Linked DNA regions of Homo sapiens: region 2 is linked to region 1. The links are chromatin loops, found by intact Hi-C in ENCODE. Cell type or tissue: B cell. All regions are shown on one strand.

Region 1 (8,000 bases):
TGAGTGGAAACTGAGGCTTTGGACAGTTAAGTTACCTTGGCCAGAGCCCCAGAGCTGGGAAATGGTATAGCTGGCCTTCTGGGTCTAACTCCAGAGCCTCCGCTCTGCCCATGTATTATTCCACAGCCATGAATTCCCTGCAAGGAGTGCCTGGAATGGAAAGGGGGTGAATTCTCCTGGCTAATTACTCGGATATATTCATCATCCTGGTTGAGTAGATATTTGCAAAGCTATTTTATTAGATATAACTGAAAATATTGCCTCATAGATTCCCCCAACCCCACCCCAGAAAGATAACAGATATAATGCAAATAATGACATTGCAAATTACCACTGGGGTTGTCTAGACCCTTCTTCCAAAGGCCACCATCAATACATTCTGGATTCCTTTTTGGGAACTGACTTCCAAGCAACGTGCTCACATGTTGAAGATTCTCAGCATGGAAAGATTCCCCTTTCTTCTACTTCCTTTTTTATAAATCCTGGATTTATTAAGCACATCCTGTGTGACAGGCCTTGTGTTAATTGATGAGGATTCAGCAGCAAATAAAATGGACACGGCCTGCTTTCACTGTGTTTTCAGCCTATCAGGGAGGAAAGACATTATAGGAATATTAACAATAATATGTTTTGATGGAGTAATACAGGGAGCTCCGGGATCATAGAGCTGGGAGATTTAATTCAGTCTGGGGCAGTGGTACCCAAAGTGTGGCCTGCAGACCAGCACTATTGAGAATACCTTGGAGGCTGTTTAAATGCAAATTCTTGGGCCCCATCCCAGACCTACTAAATCACAATTTGGTGAAGGGGACAGAGATGGGAAGAGGGAATTTATAGTTGAAAAAGCTCTCCAGGTGATTCTCATGCATACTGAAGTGTGAGAAGCCCTGCCACCCGGGTCTGCATGGTCTAAATAGGGAAGTAACATTTACTCAGTCTGGAAGGGTGAGTAGGTCAGATGCAGGAAGGTGAGAGAAGGCTGTTCTAGCCTGAAGGGAAAGTCTGTGCCAAGATCAGGAAGTCCAAGAAAACCAGATCCATGGGAGGAGCTGGTGGTATGTGGGGAACACAGGGGTTAGAGATGAGGAGCCATAGAAGGAAAAAAGAGAAACAGAAGGTGGGAGAATGGGATCCTATGAGCTCTCATAAAAAATAAGGTGAGGAAGGAATAGTAAGATGAAGTGTAAGTGACCAAACTTACACTAATCTTATAATAACCCAGCTGTAAAAGCAACATCATAATTTAGAGAGAGTCAACATCTCTGAGGCTACTCTTAAGAGAATTAAGGACTCCATGAACATTTGCTGTTGAGCTGTGTGTGGGAAGAACTGCCAATCAGTCCTCACTCCCTTTCCCTTTCCCACAGAAGCAGACACTCTGAACCTAAATTAAACCAGTTTGAGTTAAATGAGTTCTTCCTGGTCTTTCTAGGGAGCATTTGTTAATGGGTTGCCCCAGGTGGAACCAGAGGGCTTAGTTGTCTTGCCAGGGAGAAAACAGGTGTCTCTCAATGTGAATTCAGACCACACTCTCCCTGAGACAGTCCATGTGCCTAATTTAGCAGGTCCGTGACTAAAAGGGCTGCTATGCCTGCAGCTTGAAATTAAATGGAATTGTGGCCCAAAGGAGCCACATCTATCCATGGTGATGGTATTAAAAAACAAAACAAAACAAAAAGATTTGGGTGGCAATGGGCATTTCTGATCACCCAGCAGCGCTATTTCAGACTGAAAGCAAACTTGAGGCCTTGCATGGGGAAGAAGGATGAATCCAAAGAATAAGACTTCTCCATGTAGGTAAGAATGGGGAGTCCAGGTGCTGTGGCTTTCGCCTGTAATCCCAGCACTTTGGGAGGCCAAGGTAGGAGAATGAGGAGTTCGAATTCAGCCTGGGCAGCATAGCGAGACCTTGGCTCTACGAAAAAATTAAAAAATTAGCTCAGCATGGTGGCAAGTACCTGTAGTCCCAGCTATGTGGGAGGCTGAGGCAGGAGCATTGCTTTAGCCTGGGAGAGCAAGGCTGCAGTGAGCTATAATTGTGTCACTCCACTCCAGCCTGGGCAACAGAGTGAGAGCCTGTCTTGAAAAAAAAAAAAAAAAGAAAAGAAAAAGAAAGAAAGAAAAAGAAAAGAAAAAAAAAGGGTGGGGAGGTGGACAAAAATTTAGACAATACTTAAGGTGATTGGGGAGGGGGCTCAAAGTAAACCAAGTCAGGAGTGGGAGAGAACCAGGGAGAGGAACTCACTGAGGAGAGGAGTCTAAGTTTTCAGGTACCCATACTGTGAAAACTCAAGAAAGTTAAAAGTAAGTGAGACCTCTAGCCTTACGGAATGGCATGGTCAATGTCAGAAGAGAATTGGAATGAAGGTGGGGGTCCTTACCTATAATTCCCTCTGACATTGACTTACTGTTCTGTGCTTTCATGTGTCCATGTCTACAAAGCCTAGTGTGGAGAGTGAAAAGGCAGAAAAATGGAGCACTGCCCACCTGTATCCTTATTTGATACAGAGGAGAAGTTGCACATCTTTGCGTGTCTGCACCCAGTGGATTCTGAGTGACCAACCAGTACCTTTGGAAAATAGATCCCTGGCAGATGTGGTAGAAGGAGTATTCCCGGAGGGTAAACTCTGGCTAAAAGTGTAAAACCAAACCCTTTTCTTACCCCATAGTTTGGACAAAATGCCCTCTGAAAGACAATAGGGGAGGCTGGACATTGGGGTAACAACTGATTGCCTTGCTGTTGCCTTGCCTCTCTAAGGAGAGGACACTTGGCACTCCAGGCCTTTGCAGATGCACATCTGAAAGTACAGAACACATGATCCCAGAGATCTGGGGCTTGCATAGCCACCTCCTCCTCAGTGGTCATTGACTATCCAGTTGGTCAGCACTCCTCACTGAGCTCTCAATATACCCAGAGCAGGAGGGCATCTAGACTCTGTGAAGATACAAAAGATAAAAAACAAGAAGACTTAGCTTCTTGGAGGAACCTGTGCACAGGGCCTAGTGGTTTGTGGGTGTTTTGTTTTTAATCAGTGACTTTTCCAGTGACAGTTTCCTTGATATATTTCAGAATCTGCTCATTTTGTACTGTTCTTCCCATCCCCCACAAGGAAGGAACAGATTCTTTACCCCCAAGTAGGGTTGCCAGATAAAATCCTGGACATACCATTAAATTTGAATTTTGAATAAATATCAAATAATTTTTTCATATAAGCGCGTCCCAAATATTGCAGAAAAATCAAATTACAGAGTGTCCTGTATTTTCATTTGTTAAACCCTACTCCCAAGGGATGCCTGTTTCTATTCTTGTGAGTGGTTCATTTTGGTTCTTTCTCTTAGGTTGAGATTAACTGGTGATCACTGGTTTTATTACATATGAAAACTTTCGGCACGGTCTTTACCGAAATGGAGGAAAAAAAGTGATTCTTTCTTAAGTTCTTTGGTTAGACTATTCAATAGGCACATTTTTTGTTCTTATCTAATATGGCAGTCTAGTAAGAAAATTGAGGAAAAATGCAGGATTACTAGCTCCCCATGAACCCCTTTCCTCCCTCTGCCCAAGTCTTAACTATACAGCATCACGATGTAAATGGAGGTAGACAAGGAGAGCACAGATGACACCAAAGCAATGCAATCTGAAACTATCAAAAGTTCCACTTCTCACACCACAAACTCCTTTGTTGGTTAGTTGTGAGTGGGTATTTATAGAACTAGCACTGTACTTTCATTTTGAGACAGCAGCTTGCTTTTAGCCTGAGCAATAATTAGATAAATTATTCCCTTCACTTCAGATTATTAGTGACTAAAACTCTGCCTAGAGATTTTTGAAACTTTGATCAGCATAAACTGGAAAAACAGTCACTTAAATGCTGCAAGTGATTTTCCATCTTGTAGGAGGTAGAGATATCAATAATCCTGCCAGGGTAGAGTCTCTCTTTATCAGACCCACCAGCCAGGTATCTTTTCACAAATGTAAAGCAAGTACCTACCCATTGCTTCTTGCTGGAAAAACAAAAAGAGGAAAGTATCAAGTTACCATCAAATGGGATGTTGTTCAGACTAGAAGCTCATTGTTCTGTTTGGAAATACAAACTGTGTGTTTGCTAGAGTCAGAGCTGCTTCTCTGCATACTTTTTTGGTCCTGGGGCTTGCTTTTTTGGGTCCAAGCTGAAGAATTGGATATAGAAAAGAGAAGAAAAGCATGAGATCCAAATCTCATGCTAAAGGAACTGGATGGAGTTTGGCACAGCTTAGCTCAGACTGGACCACTGCTGTCACATGCACGTTGTTATTTGAGACTGAATTACACAGAATGCACTGATGTTGGACTCTGATATGCAGTGATGTAATTGTCATGTTGAGGCCTACAGGGCAAGGCCACCCCCTAGTGGTAGGGGTTGGGATTGCTTCTTATGGAAGAAAAAATTACCACTGAATCATTCCAAGAAAAACCAATTATATCATGATTAGGTTAAACCTTAAATAGCAGTGGCTGAAATACACAAGGGTGTGCTTCTCTTTCTAAAAGGACATCTAGAAGTAGGCATTCGGAGCTATTCAGGTAGATCCTTGTTTCCCAAGGACTCAGGATTCCTTCTTCCTGCTTCATTAGCCTCAATGAATGGCTTGTTCTCAGGGTCACAGGATGGCTGCTGGAGCTCCAGCCATCATATCCACATTGAAGCCTAGAAGGAAGAAAGATGAAAGAGGAAAAATTAATAGCATGTGTGAGTGTATGTGTATTGGAGTGAGACCTCCTCACTGATTCTCCCTTTAAATAGCTTTTCTGACATTCCCCCAAACACTTCCACAGCTGGCTGAGGAATTGAGAAATGAAGCCTGTTATCTGGGCACTTTACCCTCCTAAGTAAATCAGGGTGCTTTTTACTAAGAAAGCGGGGGAATGAATGCCAGGCAGCAGTAGTAGTTTCTACCTCTCTGGGAAGCCAGCCTGAAACTAGAGGGACAGAGAAGTCTTTTCTCTCTCAAAGCCATTTGACAGCTGGGCCCAAACTTTCTGGTGGCAGACATGTGCTGGACTCTCATGTGGAGCTGGACCTGCTACTGAGAATGGCTCTGGTAGGTGTGTTTCAGGTAGCTGCTTTGCCAAAAGTTGAAATTACCTTTGAGGCTGAGCTTTCCTTCCATTATCCATAAGCCTTTGAAGAAGTTTTGTTAATTGTCTGGTGGTGATATGGTTCGGCTGTGTCCCCATGCAAATCTCTATCTTGAATTATAGCTCCCATAATCCCCACATGTTGTGAGAGGAACTAGGTGGGAGGTAATTGAATCATGGGGGTGAGTTTTCTCGTGCTGTTCTCATGATAGTGAATAAGTCTCATAAGATCTGATGGTTTTACAAAGGGGAGTTCCCCTGCACATGCTCTCTTGCCTGCTGCCATGTCAGACGTGACTTTGCTCCTCATTCAACTTCTGCCATGATTGTGAGGCCTCCCCAGCCATGTGGGACTGTGAGTCCATTAAACCTCCTTTTCTTTATAAATTACCCAGTCTTGGGTATTTTATTAGCAGTGTGAGAACAGACTAATACAATAAATTGGTGCTGCAGAAAGTGGGGAGCTGCTGTAAAGATACCCAAAAATGTGGAAGCAACTTTGGAACTGGGTAATGGGCAGAGGTTGGAACAGTTGGGGCTCAGAAGAAGGTAGAAAAATGTGGGAATGTTTGGAATTTCCTAGAGACTTGGAGGGCTCAGAAGATAGGAAGATGTGGGAAAGTTTGGAACTTCCTAGGGACTTGTTGAATGGCTTTGACCAAAATGCTGACAGTGATAGGGACAATAAAGTCTGGGCTGAGGTGGTCTCAGATGGAGATGAGGAGCTTGTTGGGAACTGGAGTAAAGGTCGTTCTTGCTATGCAAAGAGACTGGTGGCATTTTGCCCCTGCCCTAGAGATCTGTGGAACTTTGAACTTCAGAGAGATAACGTGGGGTATCTGGTGGAAGAAATTTCTAAGCAACAAAGCATTCAAGAGGTGGCAGGGCATAAAAGTTCGAAAATTTTGCAGCCTGATGATGCAGTAGAAAAGAAAAAACCATTTTCTAGGGAGAAATTCAAGCTAGCTACAGAAATTTGCAGAAGTAACAAGGAGCCAAATGCTATTCGCTAAGACAGGGGAAAATGTATCCAGGGCATGTCAGAGAACTTCATGGCAGCCCCTCCCATCACAGGCCTGGAGGCCTAATCAGAAAAAATGGTTTTGTGGGCTGGGCCCAGGGCCCTTCTGCTGTGTGCAGTCAAGGGTCTTGGTGCTCTGTGTCCTAGCTGCTCCAGCCATGGCTGAAAGAGGCCAAGGTACAGCTCGGGCCATGGCTTCAAAGGGTGCAAGCCCCAAGCCTTGGCAGCTTTCATGTGGAGCTTGTCCTGTGGGTGTGCAAATGACAAGAGTTGAGGTTTGGGAACCTCTGCCTAGATTTCAGAGGATGTATAGAAACACCTGGATGTCCAGGCAGAGGTGTGCTACAGGGGCAGAGCCCTGATGGAGAACCTCTGCTAGGGCAGTGCAGAAGGGAAATGTGGGGTTGGAGCCCCCACCCAGAGTCCCCACTGGGGCACTGCCTAGTGGAGCTATGAGAAGAGGACCACTGTCCTCCAGACCCTAGAATGGCGGATCCACTGACAGCTTACACTGTGAGCCTGGAAAAGCTATAGACACTCAATGCTAGCTCATAAAAGCAGCCAGGAGCGGGGCTGTACCCTGCAAAGCCACAGGAACAGAGCTGCCCAAGATCATGGGAGCCCACCTCTTTCATCAGCGTGACCTGGATGTGAGACATGAAGTCAAAGGAGATAATTTCCGAGATTTAAGATTTGGCTGCCCCACTGGATTTTGGACTTGCATGGGGCCTATAGCCCCTTTGTTTTTGTCAATTTCTCCCATTTGGAATGGGGGTATTTACCCAATGCCTGTACCCCATTGTATCTAGGAAGTAACTAACTTGCTTTTGATTTTACAGGCTCGTAGGCAGAAGGGATTTGCCTTTTCTTAGATGAGACTTTGGACTGTGGACTTTTGAGTTAATGGTGACATGAGTTAAGACTTTGGAAGACTATTGGGAAGGCATGGTTGGTTTTGAAATGTGAGCACATGAGATTTTGGAGGAGCCAGGGGTGGAATGATATGGTTTGGCTGTCTCCCCACCAAAATCTCATCTTGAATTGTAGCTCCTATAATCCCCACATGTTGTAGGAGGAACCTGGTGGGAAGTAATTGAATCATGGGGGCGGATTTTCCTGTGCTGTTCTCATGGTAGTGAATAAGTCTTATGAGATCTGATGGTTTTATAAAGGGCAATTCCCCTGCACACACACTTTTGACTGCCATCATATAAGATGTGCCTTTGCTCCTCCATCACCTTCTGCCATGATTGTGAGGCCTCCCCAGCCATGTGAAACTGTGAGTCCATTAAATCTCTTTTTCTTTATACATTACCCAGTCTTGGGTATGTCTTTATTAGCAATGTGAGAACAGACTAATACAGTGGAGCTCTGGAAAGTTGATGTAGGGGGTAGGTAAGCATGTCTGGAACTCAGTGTAGGAGGGCTATGTCTCCTTCCCCAAAGCTAGAAGGGTGGCATCTGTTGCCTAACAGAGATTGGCCAGGGAGAGTTGCTGGAGGTTATCAGAGCTCCCTGGGGTGTTTGGCTGAGGCAGTGGCTTGGCAGCTTGAGGAGGGGCCCTGAGCAAAAACACGTGAGCAGGTCAGACATGTTTCCAAACACACTTAGGATGAGCAACCTGGTTTGCTTTGGACTGAGAGGTTCTTGGACCCCAGAACATTCAGTGGTAAAACCAGGAAAGTCCTGGACAAGCTGGGATGAGTTGGTCGTCTTAATAATACACATAAGAAAGCATCTTATAGGGATCTTTAGAATTGCCTTAGGGGCCAAGGACTAAGTGCCTGCCATGTGGCAGCTGGCAGCTCAGAGTCACTGCAATCTTATTTTTACTGGTATGCAATGTGGGAAATTTATTTTGAT
Region 2 (8,000 bases), 96 kb after region 1:
AATTTCTGAAGAAATAATTTTAAAGAAGCTTTTGAAGAATCACTTTACAAAAAAGAGTGGGGGGGGGGGGAGGGAAACTCAGTCATCATATAAATGCAAATAATTTTCTCCCCTTATTTGTGTTGCAAAGACTGAGAGGAATATCTTATCTTTTAAAACAAATCTGGCTTGGTGACAGGATCAAAGAATGGTGATAAATGAAGATTGCTTGGGATGGGAAAGTGTTAACAGTAGGGCTTCCTCAGTCTAGATATTGGAATTGATCCTATCTAATATTTTTTTAAACTATCAGAAAAAGAGCAGGTTAAATGAAATCTTGAAAGCTGCAGAAAATGTGAAGATTTTTTTTCAGGCAGTGAGACACTACCAGCAGAGACAAATAGCATACAGGTTTAGGGAGACTGTGTAAGTAGCCAGAAAAATCACAATATAAATTTCAATGGAGAGAAGTGCAAGGAATTTATGGAAGAGTAGCCCAAAATATACAAATACGGCTTAGGGTTCTGAATTATCAGTTAGATATTAGCATCAGGTTTATGGAACTATTAATGTCATTGACCCAATGGATTGATGTTTCCCCCAAAGATCAATAACCTATTGATGCCATCTTAAGGAGATTGGGAGCAGCATACAATATTTTCTCATTATCCAAAACTGTATATTCATGTCTACTGATGATTGTTCCTAGAGAAAGACACTACAGAGGTGGGGAAGTTCCAAAATGAAGGTTATAGGGCCACTAATTTAAATACCTACAGATCTCATAATCTGACTGCAGACTGACCTCACTGTGCCGGGCAGATGGCCTAAGTGACTTCAATGTGTGGCTGTCAGGGTCTGTGCACATAACTCTTTTAAAGGTGGCCCTTCCCCAACCCAGTCTATGTTGCTCTGTGGAACCATGGGTACCATGTTTTTAACTCTTCTGATTTTTTCATAGAAGTCACAAATCCAGCTCTTGGTTTCCAACTGTTGCCAATTCATACTAATCTTAAAAAAAATCTAAGTTCTGTTTGGGTCAAAACAAAACAGGTCTCTATTCTGGTTTGCATCTCAAAGCTGCCAATTTGCAGTCGCTGGGTTAAAAAGAAACTTCTCAATGAATAGAGATGGAAAAATTTTGGACTTCTCAGATCTATAGATGAGAATTGAGAGATGACATGGTTTTAATATTTTTAAATCTTGAGACACGTGCATAAGGGAAATCAAAATTTCGTCTCAAAAATTATTTGTTCACATGTGTCATTGCCATCAACTCCAAGAAAAATACATTTCCTGGGAGAGTCCATTGAAAATTCTGACAAGTTATGAAAAATCTGCTCCCAGGAACAGTAATAGTACCCAAGCAGTACCTAAGTCCTTAAGCCAAGTTATTGATGCAGCTCATTTACCATCATTTCTTATCAATCAAAGAACTATCATTCAAATGGATAGGCACTGATTCTTGGTCCAAGAGGCATGCTCCCACCTCCGGGAGTCCATTCCACAGGATACTGGAAGATGTATGGAGACATTTTATAAATTTCAAAATGACTTGAGGTGCTCTTGACACATAGTGTCTAGGGACAAGGGATTTTACCAATACCTGGGATGGTCCCACGTGAAAAAGATTTTTGCTCTAAAATGGCAAAAGCATCCCTCTGAGAAACAGTGAAGGACTGGTTTGAGTATAAACTGCAGATCACTCCTGGTGGAAACCATAAAACACTGTTATAACATATACCTAATCCTTACCTCATGAAACACACACAGAGAATGTGAATTTACAGATGTCACCCACCTGAAAGTCAACTTTCCTTATCTCATTTGATTAGGCTGGGAAGACGCCGATGGATCTGGTGCTACACTGGCAGAATGGAACCAAAGCAATATTCGACAGCCTCAGAGAGAACTCCTACAAGACCTCTCGCATAGCTACATTCTGAGGCAAACGACAGACTCTTAATCAGTAAATGTTCACTGGCATTTTGAAGGCATGGCCCAAGAGAAGAGACACTAGCCATAAAATCTAGTTTCTATTTATCAACGTGTTGTGAAGATGTACCTAATGAAGTTTTGAGAAAGCACAGGGTTATAGGTGTTTAAATTTCCTTTAGTGAAACTCTTATTTATTTTTATGTATTCCTGTTTATTTATTTACTGCCACGCTACTGATATTCAGACCTTCATGATCATCCATCTGGTGAGCAGAGCTTCATTTGTATATAACACTTTCAGAGCCTTCCCACCCATAGGTAGTTCTTAAACCAGGTGAAAGAGCAAAGTTCAAGTGCCTACTTATGTGTCATTCGCTCATGTAAGAGTTTTTAAGAGAGGGCTGATTATCACAGCCCTCTTTTCTCCTGAATTTTTAATGCAGAAGTTTGAATGAAGCAAGGGAAGGCATGTAGGGACAGGAAAGGAAACAATGGAAGGAAAGTGATTCTGTGAAAAGGACAGTGAAGCCAGCTATTTTACCCCCAGGCTGGATTTTTTTTTTTTTTTTTTTTTTTTTTTTTTACCGAGTACACAGAGTACCCAAGTGAAGAGAACGTCATGAGTGTAAGTGCAAATCAGTGGAAGGAGCGGCAAACTGGGACATGCAGAATTGAATTTGCTCAAAAAAGATGAAAGGAAATGCAAACTGTAAATGTATAAATGTATATTGTATTGTATGTACATTTTATATTCATAATAAAGGCAATCAAACTCTAAACCTCTAAGTCCTTCTATAAGTGTGGTGGAAATGTCCTATGTGAAAAAAAAAGCTATATAGGAGGGTTTTTTTTTTCCATTGTTTTCCAAGTTTTGCAGATTAGAAATGTCCCGTACAACAGCACTCCCAGTATTTAATATGTATACAGATCACCTGGGGATCTGGTTAAAATGCAGATTTCTGATTCAGCTGGTCTCAGGTGGGGCCTGAGATTCTGCTTTTCTGACAAGCTCCCAGGTGACAGGCCACGAAATGCCACCACCACACTGAGCAGCTAGGCCGAGAGCCATAAAGACACAAAGGAATTCTAGCGAGCTTTCAGTCCCAGTGGTGTGTAGAAAGAGACCCCTGGTGGTCAGAATGATTTCTGCATGGTAAACCCGCATTTCTTACGAAGTTCCCATTAAGGCTTAACTAGTGACTTTTTTAAATTTAAATTTTAAGTTCTGGGGTACATGTGCAGGATGTGCAGCGGTGTTACATAAACGTGTGCCATGGTGGTTTGCTGCACCTATCAACCCATCACTTAGGTATTAAGCCCAGCATGCATTAGCTATTTTTCGTAATGCTCTCCTTCCTCCCACCCCACCCCCTATACAGGTCCCAGTGTATTTTGTTCCCCTCCCTGTGTCCATGTGTTCTCATTGTTCAGCTCCCACCTATAAGTGAGAACATGCGGTGTTTGGTTTTCCGCTCCTGTGTTAATTTGCTGAGAATAATGGCCTCTAGCTGCATCCATGCCCCTGCCAAGGACATGATCTCATTCTTTTTATGGCTGCGTTGTATTCCATGGTGTATATCTACCATATTTTCTTTATCCAGTCTATTATTGATGGGCATTTGGGTTGGTTCCATGTCTTTGCAATTGTGAATAGTGCTGCAATGAACATATGCATGCATGTATCTTTGTAGTAGAATGATTTATATTCCTTTGGGTACATACCCAATAATGGGATTGCTAGGTCAAATGGTATTTCTGGTTCTAGATCTTTGAGGAATCACCACACCATTTTCCACAATGGATGAACTAATTTACATTCCCACCAACAGTGTAAAAGTGTTCCTATTTTTCTGCAACCTTGCCAGCATCTGTTATTTCTTGACTTTTTAAGTAACTGCCATTCAGACTCCATCCATCTGACAAAGCTCTAACATCCAGAATCTACAAGGAACTTAAATTTACAAGAAAAAACAACCCCATCAAAAAAGTGGGCAAAGCACACGAACAGACACTTCTCAAAAGAAGATATTCATGTGGCCAACAAACATCTGGAAAAGAAAGCTCAATATCACTGATCATTAGAAAAATGCAAATTAACTGGAGATTTAACAATTCTTGTGGACAGGGACTGGCAATGTCAAAGACTTCCCAGGAGAGAACACACAGGTCCATGATTTTTGACCTCCAGACCACCATAATAAAACTAATATCACAATAAAGTGAGTCACAATTTTTTTTGGTTTTCTAGTGCATACAAAAGTTATGTTTACATTATCCTGTGGTTTAATAATTGTGCTATAGCACGATGTCTAAAAAACACTGTACCTACCTTAACTTAAAAATACTTTATTGCTAAAAAAAATGCTAATGATCATCTGAGCCTTCAGTGAGTCATAATCGTTTTAATGGCGGAGGGTCTTCCCTCCATGTGGATGGCTGCTGACTGATGAGGGTGGTAGTTGATGAAGATTGGGATGGCTGTGTCAATTTATTGAAAGAAGACAACAATAAGCTTACCACATCAATTAACTCTTTCATAAAAGATTTATCTGTAGCATCTGATGCTATTTGATAGCATGTTACTATCAATAGAACATCTTTCAAAATTGGAGTACATCCTCGCAAACCCTGTTACTGCTTTATTAACTAAGTTGATGTAATATTCAAAATCCTTTTTTTGTCATTTCAACAATGTTTACAGCATCTTCACTAGGAGTAGATTCCATCTCAAGAAACCACTTCCTTTGCTCATCCATAGGAAGCAACTTCTCAGCTGTTCAAGTTTTATGACAAGATTGCAACAATTCAGTCACATGTTCAGGCTCCACTTTTAGTTTTCTTGCTATTTCCACCACATCAACAGTTACTTACTCCACCGAAGTCTTGAACCCCTCCAAGTCATTCACACAGGTTGGAATTAACTTCTTTCAAATTCCAGTTAATGATATTTTTACCTCCTCCAATGACCCACGAATGTTCTTAATGGCATCTAGCATGGTGAATCCTTTCCAGAAGGTTTTGAATTTATTTTGCCCAGATCCATCAAAGGAATCGTTATCTACGGCATATAGCCTTATGAAATGTGTTTCTTAATAAGACTTGATTCAAAATGACTCCTTGATCCATGGGCTACAGAATGGATGTTGTGTAAGCAGGTATGAGAATAACATTCATCTCCTTGTACATCCTCATCAGATGCACGTCTCCATCAGTCTTGGGTGACCAGGTGCATTTTCAATTAGCAGTAATGTTGTGAAAGGAATATTTTTTTTTCCTGAACAGTAGGTTTCAATGATGGGCTTAAAATATTCAATAAACTATGATGTAAAAAGATGTGCTATCATCAAGGATTTGTGGTACAATTTATAGAGCACAGGCAAAGTAGATTTAGCATAATTCTTAACAACCCTAGGATTTTCAGAATGGTCAATGAGCATTGGTTTCAACTTAAAATCACCAGCTAACAAGGGAGTCAAAGCTTTGAAGCTTTGAAGCCAGGCATTGACTTCTCCTCTCTAGCTATCAAAGTCCTACATGGCATCTTCCAATAGAAGGCTGTTTCATCTACATTGAAAATCTGTTGCTCAGTGTAGCCATGTTAATCAGTTATCTTAGCTAGATCTTCTGGATAACTCGCTGCAGCTTCTTTCTTCTATCAGCACTTGTGCTTCACCTTGCACTTTTATGTTACAGAGATGGCTTCTTTCCTCAAATCTTATGAACCAACTTCCGCTGCAGTTCTCCAACTGTTTTCAGCAGCTTCCTCACTTCTCAGCATTCATAGCATTGAAGAGTTAGGGCCTCTGGATTAGGCTTTGGATTAAGGCATTATTGTAACTGGTTTGGTGTTCTATCCAGACCACAAAAACTTTCTCCATTCAGCAATAGAGCTGTTTTGCTTTATCATTTGTGTGTTCACTGGAGAAGCACCTTTAATTTCCTTCAAGAACTTTTCCTTTGCATTCACAACTTGAGTGAGAGGCATAGTTTTCAGCCTATCTTGGCTTTCTACATGCCTTTCTCAATAAGCTTAATCATTCCTAGCTTTTGATTGAGAGAGATGTGTGGTTCTTCCTTTCACTTGAACACTTAGAGGCCATTGTAGGGTTATTAATTGGCCTAATTTCAATATTGTTTTGTTTCAAGGAATGGGGAGGCCTGAAGAGAGGGAAGGAAATGGGGAAAGCTGGTCGATGGAGGAGTCAGAACACACACAACATTCATGGATTAAGTTCACTGTCCGATATGAGTGCAATTTGTGGCTACCTAAAACAGTTATAATAGTAAAATCAAAGAACACTAACCAACAAAACACATATAATAATAATGAAAAAGTTTTTAATATTGTGAAAATTACCAAAATGTGACATGAGCGAGACAGGAAACAGGCACATGATGTTGAAAAAATGGCACCAATAGACTTGCTGGTTACAGAGGTGCCACAAATCTTCAACTTGTAAAAAATTCAGTATTTGCAAAGCACAATAAATTGAAGCACAATAAAAGGAGGTATGCCAGTAGTTCTTGGCCAGGTGCTAGGCCAGGTCCTAAGACCTGTGGTAAGAAAAAGAGATTGTCCATGACATGCCCTCCTGGAAGAGATGAATATTAAAGGAATAATGAGGAATAAATACATAGTCATGTGCCACAGAATGGTGTTTCGGCCAACAATGAACCACATATACAAAGGTGGTCCCATAAAAATAAAATGAAGCTGAAAAATTTCTATTGATAGCAACATCCTAGCTGTTGTAACATCATAGTACAGTGCATTACCTTTTCTATGTTTGTTTAGATACACAATATACTTACCACTGTGTTATAGTTGCCTACAGTATTCAGTACAGTGACATGTCGTACAAGTTTGAAGCCTAAGAGCAATAGGCTGTATTGCTCATATAGCCTAGGTGTTTAGTAGGCTGTATCATTTAGGTTTGTGTAAGTAACACTCTGTGATGTTCACACAACAAAACCGCCTAATGATGCACCTTTCAGAACGTATCCCTGTCGTTAAGTGAGGCAGTAAGTGCACAGTATCTGTCTGTTGTAAATACGATGAAGGAAACAATACAGAGTGTCTAAGATGATGAGGCTTCTATAAAGACTTCTTTGAGGTGGTAACCTTTAGGGTTTGTCTGAAAGGTAAACAGGAGTTATTCAAGAATCAAGTGTTCCAGGTAGCAGGAACACTGCTCTATGGAATACAGCAAGGATATGAGAAATGTTTGGCACTTGTGGAAATACATGAAAGCCAGTGAAGTCTGATGTAAAACACTAGCACCAAGAGACCCATTTTGGATAAGATCATATATGTTAACCTCTTAGATATGCCTCTAACTATCTGGGAGAGTGTATACGCATAGTCCATAACCAGAAGGTCTTCCAGTTATCTGGTCATAGACACATATAGAGTTGTGAGAATGGTTTGAAATATTTTTGTACCTTTTCTGTCTAGTACTAATCCAGGGAGTCCACCTCCCACAGGCATTGGGGATTTCATTGTTATCTCTCTGACTCCCAATCTTGTTTGTTGGCCCCTCTACCTTCCCCACAGGGGTCCTGGCTTAAGTTTGTCAGACTTTTAAGGCTCAGGGTCCTTCAATTTCTTCCAAGTGAAACATCTACAACACAGACATTTCTCTTGCCAGTGCTGATGTCTCATGTGGCATAACTTCAACGTGTTACCACCATGTGACCAACTTTTCTTTATGGTATCTGCCTCAAATCCACCTCCCCTAAAGAGCTGGGAGGGTACACGAGAGAAGAGAATAAAGAGTTAAAAAGTTTTATGTTGCCACATATAAATATTTGCACTAATAACTAGGTAGAGGGCATGAGAGACAATATGGAATAAATCCCATTAGAATTAAGACAACTCTTAGTTATTTCTGCTAATGGAAAAGATAAACACGTTGGGGGAAATTTTTAAGTTTTTAATCACATAGTCAATTTTTTTATAAGGTTCTCTCCTTGCCTTCTCACTGACTCAACTCTTTGCCCACAATCTTTCATTTTGTGTTTGCTCTTCAGTGAAGGGCACACCACACTGGCCAATGGAGAGTCCTAGAAGTTGTTTTTGACCTT

What was found. Hi-C counts contacts between places; a loop is a spot of excess contacts. Peaks named below come from ENCODE experiments on the same cell type or tissue, not always from the same donor. Only the 100,000 strongest peaks of a DNase experiment are listed, where the experiment ranks them.
Region 2: it touches region 1 in a loop (4-fold over the local background); 20 of 110 quality-filtered maps call a loop at or near these places.

The regions. Positions count from the first base shown.
Region 1 is chr10:91,002,830-91,010,829 of GRCh38, reverse strand. The region is part of intron 1 of LOC124902479 (a long non-coding RNA gene); the gene reads left to right. Among named protein-coding and RNA genes, the nearest start is that of LINC00502, 39 kb to the left of the region's middle. In B cell, CTCF peaks have their summits at 4,203 and 4,402 (motif pointing left); DNase peaks (open chromatin) are centred at 3,669, 4,359 and 5,269; H3K4me3 peaks cover 1,116 bases; H3K27ac peaks cover 1,922 bases.
Region 2 is chr10:90,906,791-90,914,790 of GRCh38, reverse strand. It overlaps ANKRD1 (ankyrin repeat domain 1), which reads left to right. Exons shown (of 9, transcript NM_014391.3): 9 at 1,815-2,695. The coding sequence ends at 1,925. It also overlaps a transcript of RPP30 not described here. Among named protein-coding and RNA genes, the nearest start is that of ANKRD1, 10 kb to the left of the region's middle. In B cell, CTCF peaks have their summits at 2,822 and 3,028 (motif pointing left); a DNase peak (open chromatin) is centred at 3,030.